4 separate regions of the Homo sapiens genome follow, and regions 1, 2 and 3 are each linked to region 4. A link is a loop called in an ENCODE intact Hi-C map of the cell type or tissue named here. Cell type or tissue: heart left ventricle. All regions are shown on one strand. Links, peaks and the distances in the headings refer to the core of each region. The heading gives the core; the rest is flanking DNA. Region 1 holds the start of LINC01069 (long intergenic non-protein coding RNA 1069). Region 2 overlaps OBI1-AS1 (OBI1 antisense RNA 1). Region 3 overlaps OBI1-AS1 (OBI1 antisense RNA 1). Region 4 holds the start of EDNRB (endothelin receptor type B).

Region 1 (7,586 bases), core at 922-5,921, 73 kb before region 4:
CAAAACTTGGGAGAAAGAGACAGATAGCTTTGACCTATATTTTTAAGGATAATAAAAATAAAAATGAAAGTTAATGTCATAAGAATCGATGAGCTTTCTGAGAGAGAGAGAGTAGCTACAGAGAAGACAGTCTGCCTAACATGACAGCACAATTCTCCTGGGTTTAAAACTCCTGTGTGCCTGGGTGTGTTGGCTCACGCTTGTAATCCCAGCACTTTGGGGGGCCAAGGTGGGCAGATCACCTGAGTTCAGGAGTTCAAGACCAGCCTGGCCAACATGGTGAAACCCCGTCTCTACCCGAAATACAAAATTAGCCAGGCATGGTGGCAGATGCCTGTAATCCCAGCTACTTGGGAGGCTAAGGCAGGAGAATCGCTTGAACCCAGGAGGCAGAGGTCGCAGTGAGCCGAGACTGCACCACTGCACTCCAGCCTGGGTGACAGAGTGAGACTCCGTCTCAAAAAAAAACAAAAAAAACAAAAAAACAAAACAAAAAAAAACCAGAAAAAAACAAAAATACATAAAACTCCTGTGTGTTCAAGAGACCCCTATTAAAATGCAGAGCATCAAGTGAGCTAACAGAGTTTTAAATAGTACCAGCCAACACTTCAGAGAGACTGCTTTTTACTGAAATAGGCCACCTAACAATGTCAAGGCAGAGAAAGAAGCTTCTGGGCAGTTAGTGTGTGAATTATGAAAGGAAGATGAATGGGAGGTACGAAGGTGGGAAAAACAGACTGAAGTAGCTTGTCACTTCTACCTAGGACCAGTCTTGCTTTTAAGTATAATGAATACCAGGTAATCTTATCAACATTTCTATGATAACTACTAGCCCAGTTTATTTTAGTCAACACTCAGCTCTGCTTAGAATGTCAACTATATTTTTAAGAAGCAATGAATTCTTTCACAATTCAAAATGTATAGATAGGTTAAAATGCTACTATTTTGGAATGTAGACATTGGCCTGGCCTTGAGAATAAGAGCATTTTCCATTTTTCGGATGTTTAGCCCATGTCCCCTACTGTATGTTGGCATGTGTCCAACCCTGCAGCATGTGAGTGAGTGGTGACCACACTCATTTACAGGAGCCCAGGCTCTGACTGGATGATGGTCTGAGGTTGCATGACTGGTAGTCACAGACTTGGGACAGATCTGTCTGATTCCAAAGTCTCCGTCATATTGTCTTCAACAGTGTGGCTATTTTTATTTTTGAAATAAGTCGAAATCCAAGACAGAAAGAAATAAGAGACGGCAATACATTTCTAAACCTTCCAGCAGCTGCTATCCAGCCTAGCATATCATAGGTACCTGTTTTGTTTTGTTGAATTGAATAGGTAAACTTCTGGCTGATTTTGAGCCTGTCCTGACTCTTTTGTGGTAACAAGCTCCCCAAAATAGTTAAATGAAGCTTTAGCACAAATCCTCATCTGGAAAAAATGTACAAAGTTAATGATTCAAGAGTAATCATTATTGAAGTAATTTATAAGAAAATATTGCCTGATAGGTTGTCTAGCAAGAGAGAGGCTCAACACCTCCTTGGTGGACTACATGCCAGGCGCGGTGGCTCACTCCTGTAATCCCAGCACCTTGGGAAGCCGAGGCAGGTGGATGCCCTGAGGTCGGGAGTTTGAGACCAGCCTGACCAACACGGAGAAACTCTGTCTCTGCTAAAAATACAAAATTAGCTAGGCATAGTGGCGCATGCCTGTAATCCCACTTACTCGGGAGGCTGAGGCAGGAGAATTGCTTGAACTCGGGAGGTGGAGGTTGCGATGAGCCGAGATTGTACCATTGCACTCCAGCCTGGGCAACAAGAGTGAAATTCCATCTCAAAAAAAAAGTATATGGTTATTCTTATTTAGTATTTGTACAGTCCAAAAATATATATGTATTTGGTAAGAACAAAGTATTTGCTCAATGCTCTACACAGTTCCAGCCTAAACTAGGAAAACAAAATATATTAGGACCAAGACACAATACCCAAGGGGGTGGTCAAATGTCAGAGGTGTAGGCCTAATTATTTATTTATTTTTCTGGCTCTGCTGTGGGAACCTTGGTCTTGACTCCTCCGAGTCCCAGAATCACAATCTTCAGGAAGAGATTCCAGCCACACCTCTTGTCCTAATCCCTAATCTTAGCTCAGGAAACCAATAAGCTTCAAATGTATATACCAGGATGTTTTCCTAACCCTCGGTAAGGACTCAACCATGAGAGTGTTGCTCACAAGGAGGGCCACATCCCTCCTATGTTCTTTTTCTGGTTTAATACATCTGCCAACATGCAATATATTCCCAGGATGAGCTTATTCTTGAGAACTAAATATGTTCTTCATTTTAATATAAAGTTAGAATTCTGTATTCATGAATCAAAAAAAGAGACGTGAAGTGATCAGCCATGCTCAGATGACCAAGGGAGTTGGGAAGGGTATTATAAACAAAACAAAAGGGAAGAAAACTATTTTAAGGAATCACAACAGTAGAAAAAGTGCCTTGCTTTTTTCTCAGAAGGTAACATTTCTCAAGCAGGAAAAAAAAAATTAATCCCTATGCCTCCCAAAAAGAACATTTAAAATCTTCCTAGCAATGAAAGAAGTCACTATGTCTCCCATTAGTTTATAAACCATAAAATAGACTTTATGTCTGAAGCCTTAAAAAGAGAATAAAAGCTATACTTCAATATTAATCATGCATTTGTTAAAAGGGGCAACACTTTTAAAATAATGAACCACTGGCATTTAAGTGTTGCTACAATGTTCTAAAAATGTACTCTGAATATTTTAGAGGAAGAGATGATTGGTACGGCTACACCTTCTAATGTAAAACATATGTGCTTTAAAAATAAACTTGGATTTTAAATGTTCAAAAATTTATTTCTATCTTGTCTAGATTTAGCTTTATGAGTAATTTCATGTTTGCAATATTAATTCTTCTTTTTGAAACCAGTTTGTCAACTGCTTTCAAGTTTTTAAAAATGCAACTAAAATTTTAAGCTTAAAACCTCAAATCTGTAAAATTTAGTGATTTTTTTTTTACAGCTCAAAAGATGTGGCCTAGTATGATATTCACCCTTTAAATTCCTAACTTTAGAAAAACATTCTGTAATGTAGTCCTATGTACCACCACACAAACAATCATATACACATGCATATATATCTCCAACTTCTATTTTATTATATGTGTATATGTGTATACATATATAAACACATATATAAATGTATTTTTTCTGACAAATCTCTTTAATAATGCCTTAGAAATAAAATCAAATAATAGATTTATTGAGCAGTGATACAAATAGTTCCAATCAAAATAAATTACCCCAAATAATTTTTTCCCATTTGCATTACTGATATGTAAATTTGATATCTACCTTTACATGAATAAGAAATCTAATTTTGGCCAGGTAATTATCAACCTGGTATTAAATCAAAATTACATGCATGGAAGAGGGAGAGATATTACAAATCATGTACAAAACCAATTATAGCATAATAAACCTTTCTATATATTGGCAACTAGCTTATATTTTGACTAAGATTTCACTTAACAGATCTTTTGAAATATCACTTTTCATTATGTTTTATTGTTCTCTCTCTGTGCATGTATGTGTGTGTATATATATATACACTATTATATATAGTATATAATAGTATATATATGTGTGTACGTGTATACATACATACATACACACACACACACACATATATACTCTTTTAACTAAGATCTCAGTGAATGAAGAAGTCAACAGCTAATTGTTAGTTAATTGTTTAGGGAAAGAGATGTAGAGAAGTAAACATAAACTTCTATTTTTTCAGTTATTAGGAGTCATGTCTGAAACAGACACAGAAATAAATATTTGATTTAAACATATTGATGTTATAGTCCCAAAATAAATAAAAAGGTTCAAGAGGCTCAGTTCATCATTTAAAGTGTATGATAATTTTTAGTAGAGACCCAAATGCTGTTGTGTATTTGATAAAGAAAGAGAAACATATGTTAATATAATAACAGCTTTTCATTTTTTCCTATGGTGACAGAAAAATCTAAAGTGACTTTTCCCTGTCACTTTGGGTAACAAACTAATCCTGGAATGTTGGAGGGAGAATTTAGCACAACATGTTAAGGAAATGCAGATGGAACTGATGTTTTATTAGATGTGCTAAAAATATCTTTATGCTAGGAACTCCTTTCTTATCAAACACCACGGGGGCCCAGTTTCGCATCCTATGAACACCAGTGTGCTTTGTGAGAAACAGCCTGTTCTCTTTATATTTAAAACTTGTATTGTGCTTTATCTGGAAACCCGAACAAAAAGTGCTGCTAAATTAAGAGATACATGGCATCTTCTCTCGTTGACATGGAGACCATGGCTGTGATAAATATGGGCTAATATGCTTTGAAGAAAAACAAATAATCACAAGGGAAAACTTTATACTCTCCTGGAGGAAAAAGGAAATAATTTCAAAACTTAAATATTTTGTAGGATAAACAATCACAAATCTTACCAAGGTGATCTAGTAAGAATACTCTTTTTTTTCCCCTTGCACAAAGAAGATTATAATCCTTATTTAACTTGAAAGGAAACCTTAGTTTTATCTTATAAAATAAGATAGAAATCTCTAGGGCGGGACACTGGCTGCCTCATCAGTTATTATAATTTTATAAGAAATGACCTTTAAACTGTAGAGCATGAAATTAAGCAAAAACATTCTGTGTATAAGAAGAGCATTCCTAGACCTTGCCCTCAACGCAGATCTGTTATCATTCTAGATTTATCAGTGATGAAATTGGACACACTCGATTTTCCTCCCACTGGTAATATTTGCAGTCAGCATGAATAGACTTTCTCAGTACAGTTTTCAACTCCTGGCACAACAGTATCCTTTTTCCAAACTATAGCATAAATCACAGAAAAGTATCTCCTCATTTGTTTGGGATGAGTTTTAATTCAGAAACAATTTATAGTAATATTCTAAGAGACTGACTGAATTTGCTTTCCCAACTGAAAAAGGAATCAACTATTTGTTATTATTTAATGAAGCTTTGAAGCATGAGGAAGTCAATTATTCTTCAGTGCAGGTCTGTATTTCTTTTGAAATATTAGAAATTGAAGAATAGTAACAATAACTTAATCTTACCAAACACCATTATTCTATGCTCTTTTCTATGTACTTCCCATTATTAACTCCTCAAAGTGTCATAATAACAAGATAAAGTAGGTACCATGAGTATCACCATTTAACAGATAAGGAAAATGAAGCAACCTGACCAATATTACATTAAGAACTCTGTGGAAAAGTCAGATTTTTAAACCAAACGGTTAGGCTCAAACATCTATTCTCACAACCACTGTGCTAGTAACCTATGGCCTTTTAAAAGGCAATTGCTCATTTTCCTACCTTGTTGATGAGATCATATTTTTGCTGTAAAGCATTGGTTGTTCATTTTATATTTCAAAATGTTTCAGTGCAGTGCAGAGCCTGTGTTCCTCTTCTTTTATTTTATGACTCTGTTTTTTTTTTATTGGATGTGATTTTTAAAATCATAAATGTTTTTTACACTCCAAAAAATTATGGAGTGAACTAGTGGGATCACACATAAATATTTGCATGATTTTCAGTTTTTATATGGCAGTTATCTTACTTTTATAATAGGATTTTGCAGGTTGTAAGCTCAGAATTTCATGCTGAAAAATAAGAAAAATCCAAGCTCTTGTCATTTCTAGTCACCATAATTTGCTTCTTTCTCTTTGTAACAGTCACTCCTGTAATGATATGAGTTTTGGATAATTTTTTTATTTATTTCAAGTGATGTACAAAGGGGACTCCTGCATTTTCCCTGTTCCCTGAAGAGATTAAGAACTTCTGAGTGGAGACAAACGGGAAAAAATATTGTTTGTGGAACCTTGCCTAGGCTTGATGAGAAGGAGGAAAGAGCTCTTACAGCTAAAACTAATCAGTAACTGTGGTTTCTCCAAACATGGAAGAATTTTCCATCAACAGTCACAATGGGGAGTGTCTAGTTGGACCATCATGGAAGATGGATGTGAGTAAAACCGGATTACTTATTTATTATTTAAATGTAGAGTCTTGACTTTAGTAGCATTTTGGGTGCTATAGGTATACATAATTCAGTGATCTAAATTAAAGTATAATCCAATAAAAGTTATACCTATTATTGTCGTTCCCTTCTACTGAAAATTCAAAAGAGAAAAAGAAAAGGAGAGGGGAATATGTTTGTGCTCTAATGTTATGAATGTAAGAAACTGTTACAAATATTTCCAATACATAGACCATTATTTAGTTTTTCTGATGTTTTTACTGCTTAAATTCAGCAGATAATAGCCTTTGCAAGTATATAGATAGACAATGACATTTCAGGCATAATAGGCAGACTAGTAGTGGCTTTTGTTTTGTTTTGTTTTTCTCTGAAAATAATCTTCTATAGTTACTTCATGTTGCTACCGTGAAACAAATGATCCTCCATTTACCCCACTGGATAAATTTGAAAAGATCCCATTCCACTATCCTCTTTCATCCCTACCTGTCCCAAACTGTAGATGGCAGTTTTGTTATCATGTCACCTGAATTAACCTATTAGAGAGAATAGAGACCCTTAAATGTACATGTTTTATCAGAGTTGTGTGCACCCATTGTTGTGATGTTCTGCTCATGTTCTTCTGAGTTTCCTTAGGGATCTGGGGAGTTTGGATGGTGTAGCTGCAATGACAGAAGAGGACACTGTCCATTGTGGCTTTGAACAGACATGATCCATTCCCGGTGGTAGAGCCTTATCATTCAGTCTGGGGAGTGGACTGGAATCCAGCTGGCATTCATCGTCCCCCTGTCCTGCCTTGGCAGGGGTTGCAGTACACTAGTGATGACACAGCAGCCACATTGAGGGGAGTAGTTCTAATTCTACTCTCAGGGACACCCATCTGTGGTGTATCATTGGTGTCTGGTGGCTTTTGGAAATTCCAATATATAGCACAGTCATTTCTGTTTCTAAGAGGAGAGGACTTTTCAACTTAGCAAGAGTATAATGAAAAAGTGGGAGTTAGCAACTATTAAAGTTTTGGTAGCTTCTATTGGGCACCTAGAAACAAAGCCTAAATATGAGAAAAGATCAATAAGCCCTGTGGTAGAATCACATGAAAACCTTACTTTGGGATATTTTTGTGCATTTTAATGATTTCTGACTTTTAAATTTACTTTTCCAAAGCTGCCATTCTTTCTCAGGCTCCAAACTAACACTGAGAAGCAAGATTTAGGGGCACTGACCATGCATCTGATAAGTCATTACTTCAGGAAATATGTACTAAGCCCTTTTATGTGACAGGCACTGGAGTAAGGAAAATGGGCAAACAGCACTTGCTTCAAGGAGAGAAGAGCAACATGTCAGAAAGCCAAACTGAATTAAGGAGAGAAAATTAAATTTCTCATTTAACAGCTGCAACAATAACATACAAATAAATTTACTGATCAATAAGGGATGTACTTTCACGTAAGTTTTCAAACTCAGCAAGCATTAGAACACTAACCAATACTGAAATAAAGCCAAAGGCTAACTGCAGAACCACCAACTTTATTT
Region 2 (7,586 bases), core at 958-5,957, 200 kb before region 4:
ATAGGCATGTTCAAAATGGCGGCTCCATCTTCTCTTCACTTTGCCAACCACATGTACAGTAAGGAGCAGACAAGATGGCCAAGTAGAAAGCCTATTTGCATAAGATTAGGGTGGGGCCATACAGCCTTTCCTGCTGCACCAGGTAAATGTCACACCTGATAGAACCAATCTGTGCATCCCACATAAATCAGACACCGCCTCCTCAAGCCTGCCTATAAAATCTGGCACAGGCCAGTGTGGTGACTCATGCCTGCAATCCCAGCACTTTGGGAGGCCGAGGCAGGCAGATCACTTGAGGCCAGGAGTTCGAGACCAGCCTGGTCAATATGGTGAACCCCCCGTCTCTATAAAAATACAAAAAAATTAGCTGAGCATGGTGGTGTGCGCGTGTAATCCCAGCTACTTGGGAGGCTGAGGCAGGAGAATCACTTGAGGTGGAGGTTGTGGTGAGCCGAGATCGCACCACTGCACTCGAGCCTGGGCAACAAGAATGAAACTGTCTCAAAATAATAATAATAATAATAATAATAATAATAACCTGGAGCAGTCTGCTGCATGCCAGTTTTTCCCTTTCAGATCTCTCTCTCTCTCTCTCTCTCCCCCCTTCCCCCCGTTTCTTTCTCTCTCATGAGAGAGCTACTCTCCTTTGTCTTTCTTTTGCCTATTACACCACCGCTCCTAAGCCCACTCTTCATGTGTGTCCCTGTCCTAAATCTTCTTGGTGCGAGATGATGAATCCCGGATATTAACCCCAGACAACAATGCTGCTTCAAGGGGGCCATTTTTCTCTTCTGCCAAGTGAGGACACAGCAAGAAGGCACCATCTATGAGGAGTGGGACCTCCTCAAAATCATGGGACAATGAATTTGCTGGTGCCTTGATCTTGGACTGCCAGCCTTCACAACTGTGAAAAATAAATTCCTGTTGCTTATAAGCCACCCAATTTATAGTGTTCTGTTAAAGCAGCCTGAATAGACTAAGACAAACCCATAAGTATGTATTCCTCCAATAAAAATAATGTTCAATATACTTCATCTACTGTACTTCATTTGTTTTAAAGAATATGGAAATTAACTGACTAGAATAAAACTGTTAACAGATGTCATTTTTTGTACAGGTGAATAGTTGATTCAGACAAAATTTGAAAAGTCATATCTGTAGACATCATAAAGAGACATGGTTATAGATAACATAATGTAAGTATGTATAACTGTGTGTATATTAATGATCTCTCTTGCTGGTCTCTGCCTATACCTCCTTTATGCACTATCTAAGATATTTTACTGACAGTGCAATATTCTACAAACATTAAGGATGTCTTTCTGCCTATAAGATAAATGCAAATTCTTTAATAGGAACTACATTAGTCAGGATTCTCCAGAGAAACCAAACAAATCAGAGATATATACCTATATCTATGTGTATATTTATGTCCCTATATTTATCTACCCTCTATCTATCATCTATCTATCTGTATATAAAAAGGAGATTTATTATGAGGCATTGGCTCATGTCATATGGAGGCTAAGAATTGCCACAATCTGCATTCTGCAAGCTGGGGACCCAGGAAAGCCAATGGTGTAATTCAGTTTTAGTCTGAGAATGAATGGTGTAAATACCGGTTCAAGGGTAGAAGAGGAGATGGGATGTCCTACTCAAGTAGTGAGGCAGAACAAAAGGGATGAATTCTTCCTTTCTCCACCTTTTCTTATATTCGGGCTCTTAAGGGGTTGATGATTCCCACCCACATTGGGGGTGGCAACCTACCGAGGCCACTTATTCAAATGTTAATCTCACAAGCACCCTCACAGATACACCCCCAAAGTCACATATAATCTGGGCATTTCATGGCCCAACCAAGTTGACACATAAAATTAACCATCACAGGGCCCTTCATAATTTGGTGGCAATGATAAAACCTGCCCATCATTCAATACAATTGAATACAACCCTACCCATCCATTAAGTTTATGCTAAACCACACCTGCTCCATGGAGCCTTGCCTGACTCTCTTATAGGATGGGAAGCTGCACTATAATCCCATCACTCACCTTCTTCACCATTCTTCTCCACCCTTCTTTCGTGATCTGTCCTCTGCCTTCTCCCCAGCAAACATTTACTGATCACCTAATGTGTGAAAAGCTAACTTGACAACTAGTCAGGGACTATTTGTAAAGTTTTCTATATTGCTCTTGAGCTTTCCATGTTTCTTTGACTGGGCTTCCAAGCATGAGTGTAATTTCTGTGAAGATAAGGACTACATCTCATACTTGTTTGTATATCTTGCAATGCTTACAGTAGTGCTTTCAACAAAGTAGACTTAATAATTTTTTGTGTGTTAAATGTATTTGCCCCTATAACTTTTTAAACAAAGTGATGATGTTCAACTTGATGTAATTAATCTTACATAATTGTGAATTTTGTTTTATGAGACAATGTAAAGTCGAAATAAAAATTGAGGAAATTTGGAATCTGAGTTGATTCCTGGTTCCATCACTTCTTGCCCGTGTGACCTGGAACAATGCATCTAATCTACCTTTGCCAGAGTTTTGTCACATACAAAATGTGGCTAATAACATCTATATAAAGTACTGCAGAGGGCAGTGGTAAGGATCAAACGAGACATGAAGAATGCTCAGGATTGTTCTTAATGTTCTTGTGAAAGGTGCAAATATACCTGTGAAAGGAAAATAAATCTTGCAACCCCCATATCACTAACAAAGGGAAAAGTCAAGCTAAGTACTGCAGACAAATCTGCCTCCCATTCTACTCCTAAATAAAACAGCTACAAAGATTAAAAAGATAAATACCTCTCTCCCACTTTGTCTGCAAAGAAACTCCTTGTGGATAAAGGACAGACAGAACTCAGTCATCTTTCTGCTCACGTGAGACAAATGCATATCTGATTGCTTCCTTTGCCCTATTGTTTCACTAAGCCAGACTAAGGCATAAGTGACTATTCCTGTAAATCGTATATTCAGTGACAGGCTAATCAGAAACTTACAAGAATGTAACCATTTGTCTGTTATTTACCTATGACCTGGAAGCCCCTGCCCCACTTCGAGTTGCCCTGTCTTTCCAGACCAAACCAACGTACATCTTAGACATATAGATTGATGTCTCACGTCTCCCTAAAATGTATGAAAGCAAGCCGTGCCCTGAACCCCTTGGGCACATGTTGTGAGGACCTTCTGAAACTGTGTCAGGGGTGTGCCTCCTTAACCTTGGCAAAATAAACTTTGTAAATTGATTTAGACTTGTATCAGATATGTTTTGGTTTACATTCTAAAGTCATCAGCTACGTTGTTATTTTCAGGACAAATGAACTCTCAATTGCTTAACACCTAACAGGTAGTTCTCACTCAAATTCAGCTGTAGGTCAATGAGGGGAGGAACACACAGAGGCCCCTGCTCAACATAGGCTCTCAAGCATCTAGGTTGATGGACACTCCACTCTCTGGAACATCTGCAGTACCTGCCGCAGCAGAGGCAGATGGGGATCATGGGCTGGGTCCTCCGTGTGTGGACCCGTAAGTGACCCATCAGTACCGCCCAGAAGCAAGAACAGCAAGGGAGTTGGAAAGTGCAGGGGAGCAGATTAAGTGATTGACGAACCTCCTGTCTCCGCGACGGATAATAATGGGATCTATAGAGAGAATGGCAGCAAGTAGAGACACAGTTGAAAAGACGTAAAGGTCACAACAAAGTCATTTCTGGAGTCAGATTTCAGAAATATAAATTTTTGAAGGAATGCTGTTGAATTAAATATTTTAACATAATACTCATTGTTTGACTTCTGAAAAGCAGTACTTCCCAAAACTTTATTATTACTTTTCATGTTTTAAATTCATGTTTCAAACTTTTTCACGGATTACAGATGGAAAGAATCTTGTTTTTAGAATCAAAAGTTGATCTTAGCCATTATTTTCAGTGTGAACGTGTTTTACGTACCAAACCTGCACTTCTTGTTTGCTGCCAGCAGGGGGAGGTGTAAGAATTCTTTAAGCTTCCTCACTAAACTTAAGAGAAGCTGAAAGGGGCAGAGAAAGTGACCGATTATTAATCATTTCCCTAAAATCAGCAGGGTTTCCTGCAGAGAGACACTGATTATCTTGGAATGTTTTGAATATAGGATCCATTAGAATAACAAAAAGCACTTGAAAAAAAAAAGCTTGTGTAAAGATGCTCTAAGTTTTTCTCTGGTTTTGTTTCATTTTTCCAAAATAAAATTTGTGACTATAGACTGCTTCACTTTTGGGGGGATGAGCTCCTGTATATTTCTGACATAGAAATACAGAAACGAGTCACCTTTATCTGAGCCTATGAATTCTCTGATTCTGTTAGGGAGCTGAGTCCTTCATTCTTTTCTGCTGTTCCTTAAAATTTCTTACACTTTCCCAGGAGTAACTGCTGATGTCCTATCAGTGACTGCACTACACCTTTGCTATCCTGCTGATTATTCATCAATGTCCTTTCTCCGTGATTAAGAGGTGTCACATCATCGCATATGATCAACTTCCTGACTTTTACTCAGGGGTTTAATGGAAGGGATTGTTTTTTGGTTTGTTGGTTTGTTTCTTTGGCCTCTCTAGCTCATAAGAAAAAGTATCTGAATTATATGTAAATCTTATATTTTCTTCTTAGATGAATTTTAAAGTGTGTGTAAAATGAAGAAAATATTACACTAGAGTAGAGGAAAGAGAAGCTAATAAAATTTTCATCTAAGAATAATTTTATTGTTTTTCTGTTCTTTTTTTCTGGTTGTCACTTTGTGCAATCAATCCAAATAATTCAGATCACAAAACTATCTCTTCCTTTGATTCTCATATAATATGGTACTTAGTTAAGTCTTTGGCATTTTGATCCAAACGTTTTTCTAAACCTTCTATCTGCTTTTGTCTATATAGCCGTGGCTATATAGACGATCTAGAATGTGGCATATTGTTCATCTTTTACGCTCAGTGAATTATGAGATTATCTAATTTGTTGCATAAATACATACAGAGGTATCTTTATGCTAGAGTTACAAAAAGTTACACTGCATTATTCAGAATTTTAAAAACTTACTTTAAAAAATTAAGTCTACTATATAACTCCATATCCTATTGCTATGGTTTGGCTCTGTGTCCCCACCCAAATCTCATCTCATATTGTAATCCCCATAATCCCCACATGTCAAGGGAGGGACCTGGTGGGAGGTGATTGAACCATGGGGATGGTTTCCCCTATGTTGTTCTCACGATAGTGAGTGAGTTCTGACAAGATCTGATGGTTTTATAAGTGTTTGACAGTTCCTCCTTCACAGGCTCTCTCTTGCCTGTTGCCATGTAAGATGTGCCTGCTTCCTCTTCTGCCATGATTGTGAATTTCCTGAGGCCTCCCTAGCCATGTGGAACTGTGAGTCAATTAAACTTCTTTTCTTTTTAAATTACCCAGTCTCAGGAAGTTCTTTATAGCAGTGTGAAACTGACTGACACATCTATCATGTATGATTTTGGAAAAAAATATTATCAAAATAACTTCAGTCTCTAATATGTTTACTAAGAAATTATAATTTTAAATTGCAATTTTCCACAACTTTCTTACTTTCGTTTTTTGTTTTTCTGTTTGTTTAAGAGATGAGGTATCACTGTGTTACCCAGGGTAGACTCAAAATCCTGTGCTCAAGTGACCCTCCCTCATCAGGCTCCTGAGTAGCCGGCACTGCAAGCACACACCATCATACCAGTTTCTACTTTCTTTAAAAAGTGTTGCTTTAAATATTTGCTACTAGGAATAAAGTCTTATGACAGACATATTAACTTTTAAAAGAAGACAACCTTAGATCAGAGTCTCTTGAAAGATTAAATGTCCTCTGTTAAATGTAAACAGTTCACCAATTTGGGAACATCTGTTCATACAGCTGGAGTCTAAAATATTTGGATTGGCTTGACAGTCATCCACTATAAGACTTGCTGCAGTGTCAGCAGTGTCTATTCTGCCTTCTTACCACCTTCTTCCCTGCCAAGTCTTGCTCCTTAGCCCCAACACACATTCGCAAATAAACTTTTACTCAACTCTTTATACATCATTCTTTGACATTCTCTCTTTCTAATATATTTGAATTAAAGATGAGAAGAAGAAAGGAGGAGGAGAAGAAGGTAGAGAGGAGGAGGACAAGGAGGGAGGAGAGTACAGGAGAAGGAAGAGGGAGAGAAGGAGGAGAAGAGGAAGAAGAATGGTAGTAATAGTGATGGAAGAGGAGGGAGAGTAGGGAAAGGAGAGAGAGAAAGGAAGAGGCAGAGGGTAGAAAGCAGAGAGGGCGGAAAAGGAGAAGGGTGACAAGAGGAGGAAGAAATATATATTTTTTTTCACCAAGCAAGAAGCAATGCTGAAGGAATCTTCAGTTATAACCACCCACATCAGTGGTGTAGCAGCATCTCTGGTATTCTCTGATTTGGTCTGGTTCCATTGATGCTGGTGGTCTCTGCTGACATGCCGTCTCAAACTAGATTGTGTCTAGAAAAACTAGATTTGTGGTTTTTCTGAGATGGCATACAGCTCACTGTTTCTTGACCATCTCGGAAAGCAGAATGCTTCCTTCTGCCCTTCCCTCCTGGTAAGCACTGTTTGTGTTGTGTGATGGCCACTTGGTTAACTTGGAATCACCTGTGAACTCTGTTCTCCTTCATATGGAGCCAAAGGAACCCCTGAGGTCTTCCCTGTGTTGTGGAGATCAGAAAAGTCGTGCTATCCTTCTCAGGCTGGTGTGGTCTACACCAGCAAGTTTTGAATCTCCTAAAATATCTGGAAGAACAGCAGTCTTTAGTGCCTTAAATGCAAAACTGACAACTCCAGATAATGCAGAATTCCTTCACTATAGTCTACTTAGCTAAACCAAGTCAAAATAATTGGCCTAAAGATTTCACAGCTCAATGAGCATCCAGCCAGGGAGTAGACGTCAGTTTCCCTCTCCTTGCAGACATCCCCAATGTCTATGATTTGGGAGGGGTCTTTTTTTATCACTTGGGTAGGAGAACCTCTTCTCTTCCATCACAGGGTGGTAAGGTAAAAATCTTTCATTAGTAACACTAAATTTCCCTCCAGGCCCATGCCCCGAATGGCCTTCCCTTTTCTGAGTCCTCTCTACCACTCTGGGAAGTAAAGGATGCTTATGTCAGTGGTGGCTGGGCTGGCTCTGCCATTTAGAAAGTGCTGGCTGGGGCTGGGAGTAAGAAATATATTGCTTTCTCTCTTTACAGTGGGGTCCTTAACTCTTCTTTGTTTTCATTTGTGGATTCCTGTTCCAATTCTATAGCAACGGAAAAATCCTATTTAACACCTTATTTCACATTAGTTATTGCTGTTAATTATTTTGATCATTCTTCAAGTTTAAAATATAAAATATTCGTATTAGAAAATAAAGGGCCAATGATGATAAATTAATTTCCTAAGGTCACTCAGCCGAGAAACAGTTAATTCTATTTCTGCCTGATTCCAAAGTCCATGCCCCCTACTACACCTCATGACTGCCCTTGGTAAAGTATTTAACCTCTCTGGGTCTCATTTTTCACATCCACAAAGCTATGAGGATGAACTGTGTATCT
Region 3 (7,586 bases), core at 1,315-6,314, 190 kb before region 4:
CTTTTGTGAGTATGTACCTATTATATACTCACAAAAATTAAAAATTAAAAAAAAACCTTTCTGAGTAAATGTAATCTGAGCAGACATGTGAATGAAATGTGATCATGATGCTATTTAGATATCTGGAAGATCATTTCAGGCTGGTGGAGCAGCTAGTGGAAACGCTTCAACATGTTTCAGAATCAGAAAAAGGCCAGTGTGGCTAGAGAGCAATAAGCAGAACAGACAGAGGGCAGGTGAGTCAGAACAATTATGGAGGTATCGTGGCTGTAGTATTGACTTTGGATTTTATTCTGAGTGAGATGGGAAGCCATTTAGCGCAACAGAATGAAATTACCTGACTTTTTATAGTAAGCATTTTAACTAATGGATTGAGACTAGACTAAAATGGAAGCAAGTGAGGAAGTGTGGAGACCAGTTAGGGCTACCACACTCACATGGGAAAGGTGAGGGAGACTGGGACTTGGGTGCTAGCAGTTAAGATGGTGAGAAGCAGTTGGGTTTTAGATGTGTTTTGAAAGTAGAGCTGACAGAATTTGCTGATGGATTAGATGTGAGATGTTTGAGAAAGACAAAAAGGCCAAGCATAATTACAAAAAAATTTGGCCTACATTTACAGATATGCAGAGGATTAGGTTTGAGGGGTAAATTCTAGAGGTTGCTAGTGAACATGTTGAGTGTTATCTGAATTCTTGATATCCAAGTGTAGTGGTTGAGAAGGTAGGTCAGAGAATGAGTCAAAGAATGACAAAATTTTGAAGATCATCACCATGATCTTTTTGGGCAAGATTTTCTCCAGTCTTGGGAAAAATATGAAACTGAGGTACAGAAAGATTAACTGACTTTCTGACAAATTCAAAGCTAGAAAACAGCCATTATCCTGAGGAAACTGACGCAGGAACAGAAAACCAAATACCACATTTTCTCACTTATATATGGGAGCTAAATGATGAGAACACATGGACACATAGAGGGGAACAACACACACTGGAGATTTTTGGAGGGTGGAGGTTGGGAGGAGGGAGAGGATTAGGAAAAATAACTAATGGTTACTAGGCTTAATAACTGGGTGATGAAATAATCTGTACAACAAACTCCCATGACACAAGTTTACCTATGTAACAAACCTGCATATGTACCCCTGAACTTAAAATAAAAGTTAAAAAAAAAATGACAGAGTAGAGAATCAAAGAGAGGTGGTCTGGATCCAGAGTCCATACTGTAACAAATGTGCTATGGTATGTTGGCTCCCCATTTATTTGAGCCTCCATTCTTCAAGATTTTGTCAGCTATACTGTTGCTTTAAAATGTGTCAAGGTTCATAACACTTACATTCTATCTCGTTAATATATTTCCCACCATTAATCTTTATTCTATACTTAAATGTTCTCAATTATCACCACCACTCCTTTTACATCAGCATCAGCCTCTCCATCCCTGATTTTTTAAAGATATTTACTTCTTGGTGGGCTTGATTCCATCATCAGTTGTGTTCTTTTTTTCCTTTTTTTTTTTTTTTAGAAAGGCTCACACCCATCTCATGCAGCAAGGTAATGTTTCTTGTAAATGTCTAGCTTTGACGATATATCAAAGAACCATTTGTTTTTTAGTATAACTTCCTTTCCCAGAGAATTTTGCAGACATGGCTCTCCATTGTCTCTTAGTACTGTGTGCTCCTTTCCTTGAATCTTTTCCACTTATATTTCTGTTGGCTGCTCTTTGTCATCAAGTATTTTTGGAGAAAAATTATAGATATTCTTTTCTTCCTTTTATTTGTATGTTGAAATTGTCTGACAATTGCCTTTATATTTCAGTTGACAAGTTATCTACTTACACTATTTTAAGTCACATTTCTTCTTCAAAATTTGGTATCAGTCATCCCAGGGACAGGAATGCAACTGTGGGTGCCAGAAGCAGGGTTGCATTTTAAGCAAGAAGCTGTAATATACCTTTAGACCATTGTGTCAAAATTCCTAAGGGCCTAATAGAGTAGATTGTGCCTTCACCCCATCTGGCAAAGTTGGGGTTAACAGTGAATGTTACTGTGATGCCAAGTGGTCAGGTATATCTCACTAATTCCATACCTATGTAACCCTGCCCCATATGGTTGGGGGTAGACTGATGGAGAAGCCCTTGCTACACTGGTACTGCTACTAGCAATCTGGGCCAGCATAGTGGCCAAACCTAATGTCCTCTCCCAAGGATATTAGAAAAAGTGTGGATAAAAATAAATAACACATGAGGAGAGGGAGAAATAGTAGTTTGGAGTAAAAGAATAAATAATTGGGTTATGCAACCAGAGAAATCCAACATTATGAAGCTCAGAGCAAGAGAATAATATTGTATTTCAGCACAATTATACCAGATGTCCAAGAAAATGAAGCTATATGTTTGCCAAGGCCTAGTTTTTGGAAACTGGCAAGGTTGAACAGCAGTCTACAAACCTGACTGACATCACTAAGAGACATTCTGGTCATACGATATGATGGGAAACTGGACAAGCTGTTAATAACTAAATGAAACTTTAATAATATGCCAATGCCTTGGACTCCTACTTCTCAGGCTACCTGTACCTCAAAAGGTAGACATTATTTGGGAGGGAATTTCTGAGAACTTCTTCCTACTGGGACTTCAAACTCTGTGATGTTGTAGCTCCCAACAGACTGATCGCTGTGTAACCAAATGCCTAGAAATGTATCTGATTAAAATGGGCAAATCGTAACAGCAGCCAGCCCAACATGTCACTGTGTGCTATGCACAAATGTACATCATCCTTGTTTTGTAGATGTAAAACTACCAAGTAAAATAGAGAAATACAATGGGTCCCTGATGGGATTAAAGCAGTGAGCATCACCTGGTGGATCCCTTAGGGAACAGTCCCACCCAGAGACAAGAAACGCTGTGGGAGGCCTCATGGCACACTCAAACCAAAGTACATCAAGGAGTGACTACCTCTCATCTAACTCTAGTACAGAAGACCCAACATCTGGGGGTGTAAGACATGTATCCTAACTGCACTGGTGTGATAAGTGTCAGTCTAGTTATCCTGAGACAAGCTGTGTTTGCTTTTAATGAGGAGTGGCAGTCAGAGGAAAACTAGAATAGAGAGGGTTCTCTTCCACGAGGAGGGCAAATGATGGGAGTTAGCCCTGGAAATATAATGAGGCTTTAGCAAAGTGGGTCACGAAGACTCAATAAATAACGTAGGGTACTGCTAAAACCCAGTACTGGGAAAGGATTTGTGCCTGGACCCAATAGGGCCTCAATTATTTTAATACACATGGAAGCTGAAGTGGGCATAAGTCAGTGGCCCTCTATTCTAGCTCCTGAAGCTCAAGGGGCACACCTATGGGAATCTTATGACTCCCCAAACATGTAAAATTCTTTGGAGGCACTTTTGATTTACACTGATGTCTTGTGACAGTTCTGGCCCCCAGAATAGTTTGCTAAATACTACTCATGACTTCCCCATTGGAGGGAAGAGAGCCCTGTTACATAATAACAACACACAATGGAAACCAGTCTAGATTTGAGCCTGTAAGGTGAGATGAGATGATTGGCTTTGTCCTCAGTTGTAGATTCTGTTGGGAAGGCAAAGCAAATACCTCTGTAATTCTTACTACTTTGTTGTGTATTCTGTAATGAAACTGAATTATACCATGTTCATACTATAATATTGTGTAATACTGGCATTGTTGGTAAGATTCAATTACACTAAGTAATAAGACTTATGACAATACTAATATTGATTATAAAATGTATTGGGAGATTGACTTAAAGCTCCTTCAGGACATACAGCTTATGTATTACCATTTTTATTTTATGCACAATAACTACTAGCCTGAGGAAGAACTGGATCTGGCTAATCATCCTCTGAATTCTGTGTTAAACAGTTCTTCACAAGCTTATCATAAGACACAAATAACAGTAGGTCAAGGGGGGAAAGAATAATAAAATTAACACAAGGATATAAAAAAGTGCATAATGGGTTTACAGGACAAATCAGTTGTTTCTTTAAATCTATCCCCGTACTGGCTTCTCCAAATGTTAGGCATATTTGTGTTGGTGCTATTGCTATATACATGCCATAAATGCTGCACCAAATGTAAATGTTATAACAAATATCATCATTTTTCTGTGGGAGGTTCATGGCCAGAGACCAAGGGGTAGAATTTTCCATTGTTTTCTGGCATTTAATGTTAGCATTAAGAAACCAAACCCCAACATATTTTGTTTTTACACCTTAGACGTGGCTTTCTTTTCTGTTACCTGAAAATTTACTCCTCTATTCTTGAAGTTCAACAAGTTAAACGTGCTATTTTTCAGTGTTGGTTGCTTGATGATGATGATGATAATGTGTTTCCTTAAACACACTACCCTTCATTAAAAACTCTAGATGTCAATATATGTTTCAGAAAAAAGTGTTATTCCATTATTCCTTTCAATACTTTTTCTGTTTTACTTACTGAATTTCCTGTTTCATGGACACTGGTTTTCATTTTTGTTTAATTTTTAATTTTTGTGGAGACATAGGTGTATGTATTTATGAGCTACATGAGATACCTTGATATAGTCATATAATGTGTAAAATCACCTCAGGGTGAATGGGGTATCCATTGCCTCAAGCATTTATCCTTCGTTTTACAAACTATCCAGTTATACCCTTTTAATTATTTTTAAATGTCCAATTACATTTTTATTGATTTATTTTGGACTATCTTTGAAATCAAATTTTATTATTATCTCCATAATTTTTATTGACTTTTTCTTAGCAATTCCTCTAATTATCTCAAGTCTCTCTGGAAAAGTAATTTGATATTCAACCATTTATTCTGTCCCTGGGTGTTATTTTTAAGATACTGTTTCTGTAATAATGTTATTTGCATTCTTAATTCACCAATGATTTCTTGTATTAGTCAACTTATAATAATAACTAAACTCTTTTATTGTGGGCTGAATTTGAAAGGAAATTTCATTTGTTCCTTGTGGTATGTTTCCTTCCAGAACTAGTCTTAAGGGATTTTTATTTTTTAAATGTGGTATATTGTCACAATTTCCACGCCAATTCTTTGCATTTTCTTTCTGGTTGAGATGAGTAACTCATGCAAATCTATTTCTTTCAGCCACTTGGCCCCCTTGAAGGCTCAAATTAGCTGTTTCATCCACTTTTCTGTAACCTGATGGCAGTGGTTAAGTGTCTGTAGGAGGAAAATGGAAGTGGGGAAGAGCTCATTAGAGTCTATGTGCGTCCCTCAGAGGAGGTCACTTCACTTATTTGGGAAAGAATTTTAGTCCTAAAAGAGAATCTACTGGGACTTTGAATTTTTTCTGAAATTCATCAGGAAGTCCTGGAAAATGTCAGTCCTCTCCAGAGGATTTTCTCTGGTCCATTTCTATTGCCTCTGTTGGTGTGGCCTTTTCTCTACTGGATTTTTCCTTGACTCATCCTGGAAGAACTCTCTTATCCTCTCAGCTTCAGCTTGCATGCTCCTTTCTAACCTGGTGGTGGTAGGTACAATTTTAAATAAGAACACTGAGCATTTTATCTCTCCAATTCTGCTACTGTAATATGGGAGTAAAGATAGGAGTCTCCATATTCAGCTCCATGCCAGACAGTTTGCCTCGATCACCACATTTTGAACTTGGTGACATGTGGTTCCTCCTCTTTTCTTGTTTTGTTGTTGGGTGAACTTTGTAACACTTTCACTTATTTATATAATATTTGATTCACTGTATTACCTACTGGGTGAGAGGACTTCTGTACTCTGGCTTTATTCTGCCCTTTTACCCTAAAATCTATAATATTTTAATATAACTCTATTATTATGACACAAGCAATACATATCCATAAACACACACACATGCCACATGTAAGAAAAAAAAGTCTGTAATTCTACCATGAAGTAATCATTATTGTTAAGGTAGAGATAGTATTTTTCTATGATAATATAGATGACTTTTAATGAATATATAATTATATGTTAATAAACTTTCTATGTATGTATATGTTATTTTGACAAATTAATTATATAGTTTTGGTTTGCTATTATTCTCTTCCTTTAAGGTGCTTTTAAAGTATGATTTCATATCAGTAAATATTGTTTCAAATTGGTCCCGTGCATCCCATTTTATGAATCTAATTCTTTTAACCAGTATTACATTGTAGGGTACTTAGATTTTTTCCAATGAGTCCTATTTTAAACAATGTTGAGATGCACATGTTTGTACAGCATACTTTGTGATATTGCTTTTATTTTCTTCAGACAAAGCCCAAGAGGTAAGCGCAAATGATTATTTGAGAAGGAATCCACATTCATACTGAGACTGCAAACAATATTGTCTTTCTTCAATTACAGTTGGCCTAGATGGTTTGGACACTCTGGGAACAACTATCTTTGATTTCTATAACAACTAAATTTTGGAACTAAAAAGACAATACTAGAATATGGTAGTGCACGTGTAGTTATAGCACTGAATACATTTCCAAAAGGATTTATATAGCAATTGATTTGGATCCTAAGCCCTCATGACCAAGATCCTGAATTTTTTAAAAAGCTACTACAGAGCTGGTAAGTGACTAATGTATTTTGCCGGATTAGAAGACATCAAGTTTCAGTCTTATGATTAGCAATTTAAAGTGTTATTAAAAATTCTAAAACTGCATTTAAGTGATGAAAAATTGCTGTGTCATACTGAGACTACTAAGAACAATGTGTGATGCAGCAATAACTCATCCAAAAATAGCAAACTCATGACTTGTTTCTTGTTTTGCCCTTACCACTGAAAACTTCTCTTTCTCTCCAGCACCGTCAGCTACCAGGGATGGAGAGGGAAGGGACAGAGAGAGAAACTCATGAACTCAGAAATTTGCCCTGATGCAGCCATCTGCAAGGTCATCCCACATACACTAACATCTGCTGGGACTTGGATGCAGCTGCTCTGAAGGGAAGTTGGGACAGAAAAGGAAAGGGGCTGTTGCTCAATCTTTACTTTCTTTGGCTGCTAGTGCTGGTTCATCTTGCATAAAGCACTGGCAATGGAACAAGCTTCTATTGACCAAGATATTATCATGTTGAGACCACTCCAGCAATCCCAGAGTCCCCAGTGAGGGTGCAGAATTCACCCCATTCCAGGTTGGACTGAGTCGTTAGTAGAAACAGTCCTAGGGCCACTTTGGGAGGCCGAGGCGGGTGGATCATGAGGTCAGGAGATCGAGACCATCCTGGCTAACAAGGTGAAACCCCGTCTCTACTAAAAATACAAAAAATTAGCCGGGCGCGGTGGCGGGCGCCTGTAGTCCCAGCTACTGGGGAGGCTGAGGCAGGAGAATGGCGTGAACCCGGGAAGCGGAGCTTGCAGTGAGCCGAGATTGCGCCACTGCAGTCCGCAGTCCGGCCTGGGCGACAGAGCGAGACTCCGTCTCAAAAAAAAAAAAAAAAAAAAAAAAAAGAAAAGATCCACTTCTGACCCTGACCAAAGGTTGTTTTTGTTTTTTTCCTACATTGGAACTGAATTTTGCCCACTCCATGTGCTTCTGAGGTCTTGTCTTATATATTTTTTCTTATTCCAAAATTCCAGTCCCAAAC
Region 4 (7,586 bases), core at 1,772-6,771:
AGAAAACAATTAGAGTCACAGAAAATACATAAACTCATTATAAATTATATTCCATATGAAATAACAACTCCCCAAAGAGTGCATTACACATGATAAGACTGTGCTGACATACAGTAATGATAGTGTTTTCTCCATTACTGAGTGGCCTAAGAATAATTTAATAAATACAGTGTGCATTGACAAACCAAGACGGCACAGGTCCGACTGCCTTCTTAGACTGGAATTTCTAATATCTTTTCAAAGTTGTTACAAAAGTTCTGTGAACAGTTTTAAGAAGTTTGTAGACCAGGTTACACTCATTTTTTGTTTTACTGAGATTGGTGAAAAAAAATATGTCAAAGAAAGGAATATAAAAATTACTTAAGTTATAAGTAGGAAAGCAAATTATTGTCTAATTTTAATTAAAGTAGACCATAGCCTAAAATAGCTGAACTATGTTGCTTTTCTCAGAAAAAAAGAATGTATCCTGTCTGTTTCTCATATTTTCTATAGGCAGAAAAGAATTAATGAAGTCTTATTTCTAGTTACATTAAACCTATCAAATTTTAATTACATCAGGGAATGAAGTGTAATTTGGTACCATCAAGCAATCATTGATAACGTTTCAAATGTCAGATTCTCTCATTTAATCACACCTCTAATTTATGAGTGACATTTTAGTTATAGAAGCTGATAAGATGTATCAGATAAGTTGATAAAGCAGAAATAGTGTCTTAATGAGCGTTTTAACAGGAATAGCGTCCAAATCTAAAATATTCAAATTTTACCACTTTTAAAGAATAAATGAATTTTCAAAGAGCCCCTTAGGTATGGGTCACAGGATTGCAAACATTTGGCAAAACTCTTCAAGCTGCAGTTAAGCCCTGTCCATTTCACTGTACATACATTATACTTAATTAAAAAAGATTCTTTATCATGGATCCAGATAGCTACAGTCACTTAATAGAAAAGAAAACTCAAGAAATAGAAATTCTCATGCTGTTTGCTATTGACTTTTGCAGTCACTTTAAAACTTTTTTATTCTCTTACTTCAACCACTATTTGATCATTGAATCTGGTCCCAGAGGAATATGTGGAGAACCAGTTGAACCAACTCTTTCTGTGTTTTTCGCACACCTTGTCTCTCAGCATTCATGATTTAGAGAGTTCAACATAGGTTTTGAGGGCACATTCATTTCAAGAGGATTACATGAAAGTACTAACTTTTTTGTGTGGCTAAAAGGGCTTTTCTTTGTTCTGTCACCAGGCGAAAAGGTTTATTTTGGGAATGCTCCCCATGGCAAACCTCTTTGAGAAATGAATTCCGAATTGCATTAAACCCTGTCTTCAGGAACTTCTAGATAAAGCATTTAAAGGAAATACTGGGACATTGTCTATCTTCAACTTTCTAACTTTGAGAAGTGATCTTAGCCAATCTGGAATTTTGATAGATTTCCTAGACACTTCATAAACGTTTAAAATAAGCAACTTTGTAAAAGACTCCACATTTACCTAGCCAAAAAAAAAAAATCCTCTCATAAATGCAAAATTAGTTCACAAGTTTGCAGGTAGGAATTCTTAAAATTTGATACAACTTTTTGCTCATATATAGAAGTGAAATTTACATAGTAGTTAGTTGCTAGTGAATTCATAAATAAAATTTATCGATAACAGATTTTAAGTAATAAGATGAAAAAAAAACTATATCCATAGCAGTACTGCTCAAGGCATGAGTAATGAAAGTAACATTAAAAAAAAATATTGGCCTAGAATCTGTTTCCACTTTTCTGCACTTTAAGACACTCCTACAGAGGCAGTTTGTCAGTCGGACTGATTTATTGGAGCAAGAAGTAACTTTAATCCTTTTCTTCCATTTTACAAAAGGGGAAACTGACACCCAGTCATTCATGAAGATCAATGAACAATTCTTTACATTTCACATGGTTGTCTTTACATGTTAAGGTGAAATATTTAAGGTTAAACTTCAATTGCATATTACTGATGTCTAGAACACTGTTTCCCCAAAATAAGAAAAAAATTTGCTTAGGCTTTCTGCAATTACAATAATAAAAAGCATAGTCTGTGTAACCATTTAGACATGCATTCAAATCCTAGCTCCAAATCCTGGTCCCACAACTAACTAGCCACATGACCTTAAGTGAATTACTGAGACTCAGTTTCACTGCCTATAACATCATAGAAAATAATACAGAGCTGGAAGACAAACATCAGAGAATCAATGAGGTACTGTGAAAAGGTGTCTAATGCAGGTGGTAGACCCTGTAAGGAGTAGCTGATACTGTGTTTTAAATTCCAAATGAGGAATGTGTATATTTACCTTAAAATTGTTTGGCCTTATTCTTGAGCCCAATGACCAGTTAATAAAGTATAACTGAATACTTTAAAATATCATTATCAATTTATAAAAAATATTTCTTAAGCTCATTTTGTGGCAGGTAGTGGGATGGTGCAGAAAGAACATATAACTCATTCAAGTCCCTGTCCTGTAAAAGAAATTAAGTCACACGAAATCAATAGTGACCCATAGATGTCTCTTATGTGATCAAGTGCTTGCTAAGTTGTGGTTAACAGTCCAAAAGTGCTCCAAGAAAAGTAAAGAGATAGACCTCAGTGAGGATTAGAGCAGACTTCCAGGACTCAGTGGAGGAAATTTGAATGGAGATGGAGATGATGAGAAGGCCAGTGGGGAGAGAGAAAAGTCACCCCACAGGAGCCATAGGCATGAACCCAACAAAGCTTGTATAGGAAGGGCAGATCCAACACTGGGTGGAGTCAACTAAGCAAAATATTCATATTCCAAAGCTTCCATATAATTCCTTATTCAGACAACATTGTATATTGTTACTTGGCTCAGCAATTGAATGTTGACCTCGTTCTTACGAGACAGGGAGGATAAGGACTGCAATTCAAAATAGCCAGATTTGGAATTAGCACTCACAACCCTAGACCATATTTCTCATTCCTTTAGCCTTACTCCGTAACCATGTTCCTAACCACATTTCACACTTAAAGTTCACCTTTTTAAATAGAAATTGATTTTCTACTTCCACTGTCCCAGAAAGCATTGCCTAAGAGCCAAAAATCCAAGGTTCTTGTCCCATCTATTCCATTAACTAACATGAAGCAAAAAACGAGCCTCCTGTCTCTGGGTGAAACTGCTACATGGAATGGGTGCTTCTGGGTTTGAAGTTCCACAGATCCAGTAGGGATTTTGCTGATTGGAGGACGGCACAGTACTCTCCAGTGCATCTCCAAGCCTGACTTCCTGACCTCTTTTATACAATCTCTGGGCAAAACTACCAGTCGCTGTTATTTTCCTCTCTGCGGTAAACATGGAGCTCAAGAATGGATAGAAAGACCTTATTGTATTGCTCTACCTGGTAAATAAATATCATGTTGAATTTGCATGGCAGCTTTCTGATTATTTTCATGTCTCCGATAAGCATCAAGTCTGTCATAGGTACAGTATAAAAATGCCTGAGATTGCCTAACACCGATACTGTGGCAGGAAGAGAGGAGAAGAGCTGTACTGGGGAAAATGAGGAGTACTTGTAATCCTCTCTCGGGGCAGTGAGAGGGCCTGGGAAGAAAAGATCGAGCTGTTCCGTGTTGGGGTTAATGTTGGCTTGAAATGAAACTTCAGGGCAAAATGAAGCAGAGCAAAGAGCAGCGCCCACAAACCAACCTTAAATATCACAGCGGCGGAACATTTACCTGAAAGAAAAGTGACACTTGGCATTAAAAGTTCAATTATCACGTTCAGTGCAGAGCCTTGTTCTAGTCTGGAGCTGCCGGGTGTCACATGGTGCGTGATAACTTGCCCTTGATTTGGGTTCATTTGAAGAGCGTAGAACTCTAACAAATAAACAGCCTTTTGGGACCTGTCCCCGGACGAGGACTGCCCCCCTCCCTCGGGCAACTACTACTGATGCTGTCCAGGCATCGCCCAAGGGGAAAGGTTGCAGCGGGGTCGGAAGGCGCGGGAGGAGTCTGGCGGTGATTGATGGGAAGGGATGAATGAATAAAAGTACTTGTCTGATGGCAGCAGAGACCCCGAGCAAACGGTGGAGGCTACACTGTCTGGCATTCTCGCAGCGTTTCGTCAGAGCCGGACCCGCCTGCAGCTCAAGGGAGGCGTGCTCCTCTCCCAGAGCAGGCTGGAACCCAGCTGGGTTCCGCCTCCCGGGAAGGTGGTCTCCATTCGTCGCTCTGCATCTGGTTTGTCAGATCCGAGAGGTAAACATTCGGGCTTGGTGTTGAATTAAAATCATTGATTGAACCTTATTCTGGGGCTTCGGTTTGGCTTACTAGTTTGGGATTTTAAAAAAATAAAAATTAAGCCTATAGAGAGGGCAAATTAAAATTAGGTTGGGTAAAGGAAGGAGCGCGAGTGTTTGAAGCCGTTTGGAGGGAACAGCGGTTTCCAAGTTCCTGCTGACTTGAGAAGTCTCTGCGGGTTTCCGAATCTCCGGCGCACTCCTGGGCGCGCTGCGGGAGCTGTAGCTCAGCCAGCCAGGGAGTAGCGGCTTTCATCCGCCGGGAGGAGTCTTTCGAGTTCAATCGCGGGGTATAGAGGTTCCCCTGCGGGGCAAAATGCAGAGCTTGACACAAGCCCTTGGCCTCTAGGTGCCTTAATTCCGCGGTTCCCACGCACGCTTAACTAAGACGTGTCTGTATTCCTCCCGTTACGTGAAAGAGTTCGGAGCTTTGCCTGGGACCCCCATCATTCCCTCCCTGGCACACCCCTTCCAGAACGCCCCGCCCCACTGCATATTATTTACCCCTCCTGGCCACGCGGGGGAAGAAAAACAGCTGAGAGGGCATCAGGAAGGAGTTTCGACCCGCGCTGGCGAGTCATGAGCGCCAAGTTTCCCACTGGCGCGCAAACTTGAGTTACTTTTGAGCGTGGATACTGGCGAAGAGGCTGCGGGCGGTATTAGCGTTTGCAGCGACTTGGCTCGGGCAGCTGACCCAAGTGTCCTGTCTTCCTTCCTCTGCTTGTCTCTAGGCTCTGAAACTGCGGAGCGGCCACCGGACGCCTTCTGGAGCAGGTAGCAGCATGCAGCCGCCTCCAAGTCTGTGCGGACGCGCCCTGGTTGCGCTGGTTCTTGCCTGCGGCCTGTCGCGGATCTGGGGAGAGGAGAGAGGCTTCCCGCCTGACAGGGCCACTCCGCTTTTGCAAACCGCAGAGATAATGACGCCACCCACTAAGACCTTATGGCCCAAGGGTTCCAACGCCAGTCTGGCGCGGTCGTTGGCACCTGCGGAGGTGCCTAAAGGAGACAGGACGGCAGGATCTCCGCCACGCACCATCTCCCCTCCCCCGTGCCAAGGACCCATCGAGATCAAGGAGACTTTCAAATACATCAACACGGTTGTGTCCTGCCTTGTGTTCGTGCTGGGGATCATCGGGAACTCCACACTTCTGAGAATTATCTACAAGAACAAGTGCATGCGAAACGGTCCCAATATCTTGATCGCCAGCTTGGCTCTGGGAGACCTGCTGCACATCGTCATTGACATCCCTATCAATGTCTACAAGGTAAAGGGCGCCTGCTGAAATCATGGTGGGCTTGAGGAAGGGGGCCTGGTTGGAGACGGGGAGATGAGAAAGCTTGTAGAGGGAGCTTCCCTTTAGCTCCCTCTTAAGGTTCTGCCCCTCCTAAAAGTCAGTAATCTTTGGAACCAAATTCCATTTGGTTCTGTCCACTCATAAAAGTCAGTAACCATTGGAATAAAATTCCATTCAGGTCTTCAGTAGACCTCTGCTAAGCTTAGGACAAGCGTAGTCCCCAGTCTAGCAATGTTAGTATCACTTTGGGAACTTGGTGCACATGAAGATTTTTCTGGCCTCACCCCAGACCTACTGAATCAGAAACTCTGGAGTGGAGCACAGTAATTTGTATTTTAACAAGCCCTTTATGTGATTATGATGAACTGTAAAGTTTGAGAACCACTAGTCCTGAAGGATCTAGTCCCTAAGTGCACCTAATGGGGTACATCCTCTAGTCAAAAGTGTGTGGTCCATGGACAGTCAGCATCAATATTACCTGAGAGTTTGTTAGGAATGCAAGGCTACCTCAGACTTACTAAGTTAGAATCTGCATCTTAAGATCTTCATGTGATTGATATGCCCACTAACTTTGGGAAGGACTGTTTTGGAAGACTTTGAAAGTAGCAGGTACAAAGTAGGTATTTAGGAAATAAATGGCCTGGAAAAAAGAGATCCAGACTGGTGAGTAGGAAAAACACAGTTCACCTGCTGTGACGGACTGTAGCTACTTTGTATTAAATATCTACAGTGGGCCAAGGACTGGGTGAGATGTGTTACTTCCATTATTCCTTCCAGCAGCCCACAAGTAGATATTACAATTAGTTTACAGATGACTGGTAGGATGATCAAAGTAAATGAATTAGAGGTGGAGCTGGGGATCAGACCCAATCTGTCAGGTTCCAAAGTGCAAGCTATATGATGGCACCCCATCAATTATTTCATGGACAAGACCAAGGAGCACTCAAAATCTGTAAGGGTTTCGGTAGTTAACATTATTGTGTGATTACCATGGGCGTCAGTAGAAACACACAAAGAGCCAGGTTGCTCCAGGTTGCTTTGGAACTCCAGACACATCCCAGCACCTCTGGGCCTCAGTTTCCTCAATTCCACAATAAGGCTGCCAGTGCCCACTTACTGAGGCTTTATGGTGTTAAAAAAAAAAAAGCAGTCTAAATAAAACAGTTGGAAAATTTCAAAGACATATGAAAATATTTAAAACTTTCCCAGCAGCAGCAGCAGCAGCAGCAATAGAAAGTTGCACATAAAAACACAATCACAGTGTAAGGAAATGGAATTGTGCTTTGCAGATTTGCCTATAGCTAGCCCTGACTTCAGTACTTCAGTACAAGGGGAAAAAAATGGAATGTAAAGTTGGGAAATGTTGTAGGGAATGCTTTGACCTATTGGCAGGAGTAGTTACCATAAGGCATGCCTGTAAATTTCCCTTCATAAATCTCTAAAAATCCTAACCCAATAGCTATATTTTAAGGGGAATTCCGAACATTTCTGAGGTTTAGCGGTGAGAGTGGATTAGGATATAGTTTTCTCTAAAGGGAATCACCCCCGGAAATGGGGGAATCGATTGAAGAAATCCTAAAATCCTGTATGGCAATTGATTCTGATGAACTGTGAGGATTTACTTGGTAAGAGCTGAAATTGAATCTCTAAATGCAGCCACAACTCCATGAGGGCCAGAAGTGACCCTTTTACTTCTTAAGGCGTCCCACAAACTAAATCTTCCCATTCTAATTTGGCAAAGGAATTTCAATTCAATTCATCAAAACCGAATTGAGAACTTTTCAGTACAAGGTGTTGTGATAAATTTAAAATAAATCTAACAAGATCTCTTCCCAAAGGGAGATTAAAATCTAGTTTTGCTAGGTTGGCACAGGATTTTATGAAAGTTCTGTTTAGGGGGTCAGGAAACCCCACATGTCCAGCCCAGTTAGAAACCTTTCTAAATCAGACAGTAGCTGAAGTGCTGTGTAGAAGGTGGGATTGAGAACATTTTTTTAGTTCTGGTGTGCTGCCT

What was found. Hi-C counts contacts between places; a loop is a spot of excess contacts. Peaks named below come from ENCODE experiments on the same cell type or tissue, not always from the same donor. Only the 100,000 strongest peaks of a DNase experiment are listed, where the experiment ranks them.
Region 1: it touches region 4 in a loop (2.3-fold over the local background); 9 of 110 quality-filtered maps call a loop at or near these places.
Region 2: a loop joins it to region 4, with 3 times the contacts of the local background. A loop is called at or near these places in 10 of 110 quality-filtered maps.
Region 3: it touches region 4 in a loop (2.1-fold over the local background); 4 of 110 quality-filtered maps call a loop at or near these places.

The regions. Positions count from the first base shown.
Region 1 is chr13:77,987,827-77,995,412 of GRCh38, reverse strand. LINC01069 (long intergenic non-protein coding RNA 1069) reads left to right here and starts at 640. Exons shown (of 3, transcript NR_108076.1): 1 at 640-798; 2 at 5,805-6,041. In heart left ventricle, for the core only: no CTCF peak of the experiment used is centred there; no DNase peak of the experiment used is centred there.
Region 2 is chr13:78,118,075-78,125,660 of GRCh38, reverse strand. The region is part of intron 1 of OBI1-AS1 (OBI1 antisense RNA 1); the gene reads right to left. Among named protein-coding and RNA genes, the nearest start is that of OBI1-AS1, 67 kb to the right of the region's middle. In heart left ventricle, for the core only: a CTCF peak has its summit at 3,980 (motif pointing right); no DNase peak of the experiment used is centred there; H3K4me3 peaks cover 550 bases; H3K27me3 peaks cover 316 bases.
Region 3 is chr13:78,101,732-78,109,317 of GRCh38, reverse strand. The region is part of intron 1 of OBI1-AS1 (OBI1 antisense RNA 1); the gene reads right to left. Among named protein-coding and RNA genes, the nearest start is that of OBI1-AS1, 51 kb to the right of the region's middle. RefSeq lists an enhancer at 6,263-7,462. In heart left ventricle, for the core only: no CTCF peak of the experiment used is centred there; no DNase peak of the experiment used is centred there.
Region 4 is chr13:77,916,047-77,923,632 of GRCh38, reverse strand. EDNRB (endothelin receptor type B) reads left to right here and starts at 4,802. Exons shown (of 7, transcript NM_001122659.3): 1 at 4,802-5,542. The coding sequence starts at 5,060. RefSeq lists a cis regulatory region at 4,436-4,445 and promoters at 4,697-4,811, 3,801-4,873. In heart left ventricle, for the core only: CTCF peaks have their summits at 4,558 and 4,797; DNase peaks (open chromatin) are centred at 4,092, 4,522 and 4,792; H3K4me3 peaks cover 3,560 bases; H3K27ac peaks cover 3,706 bases.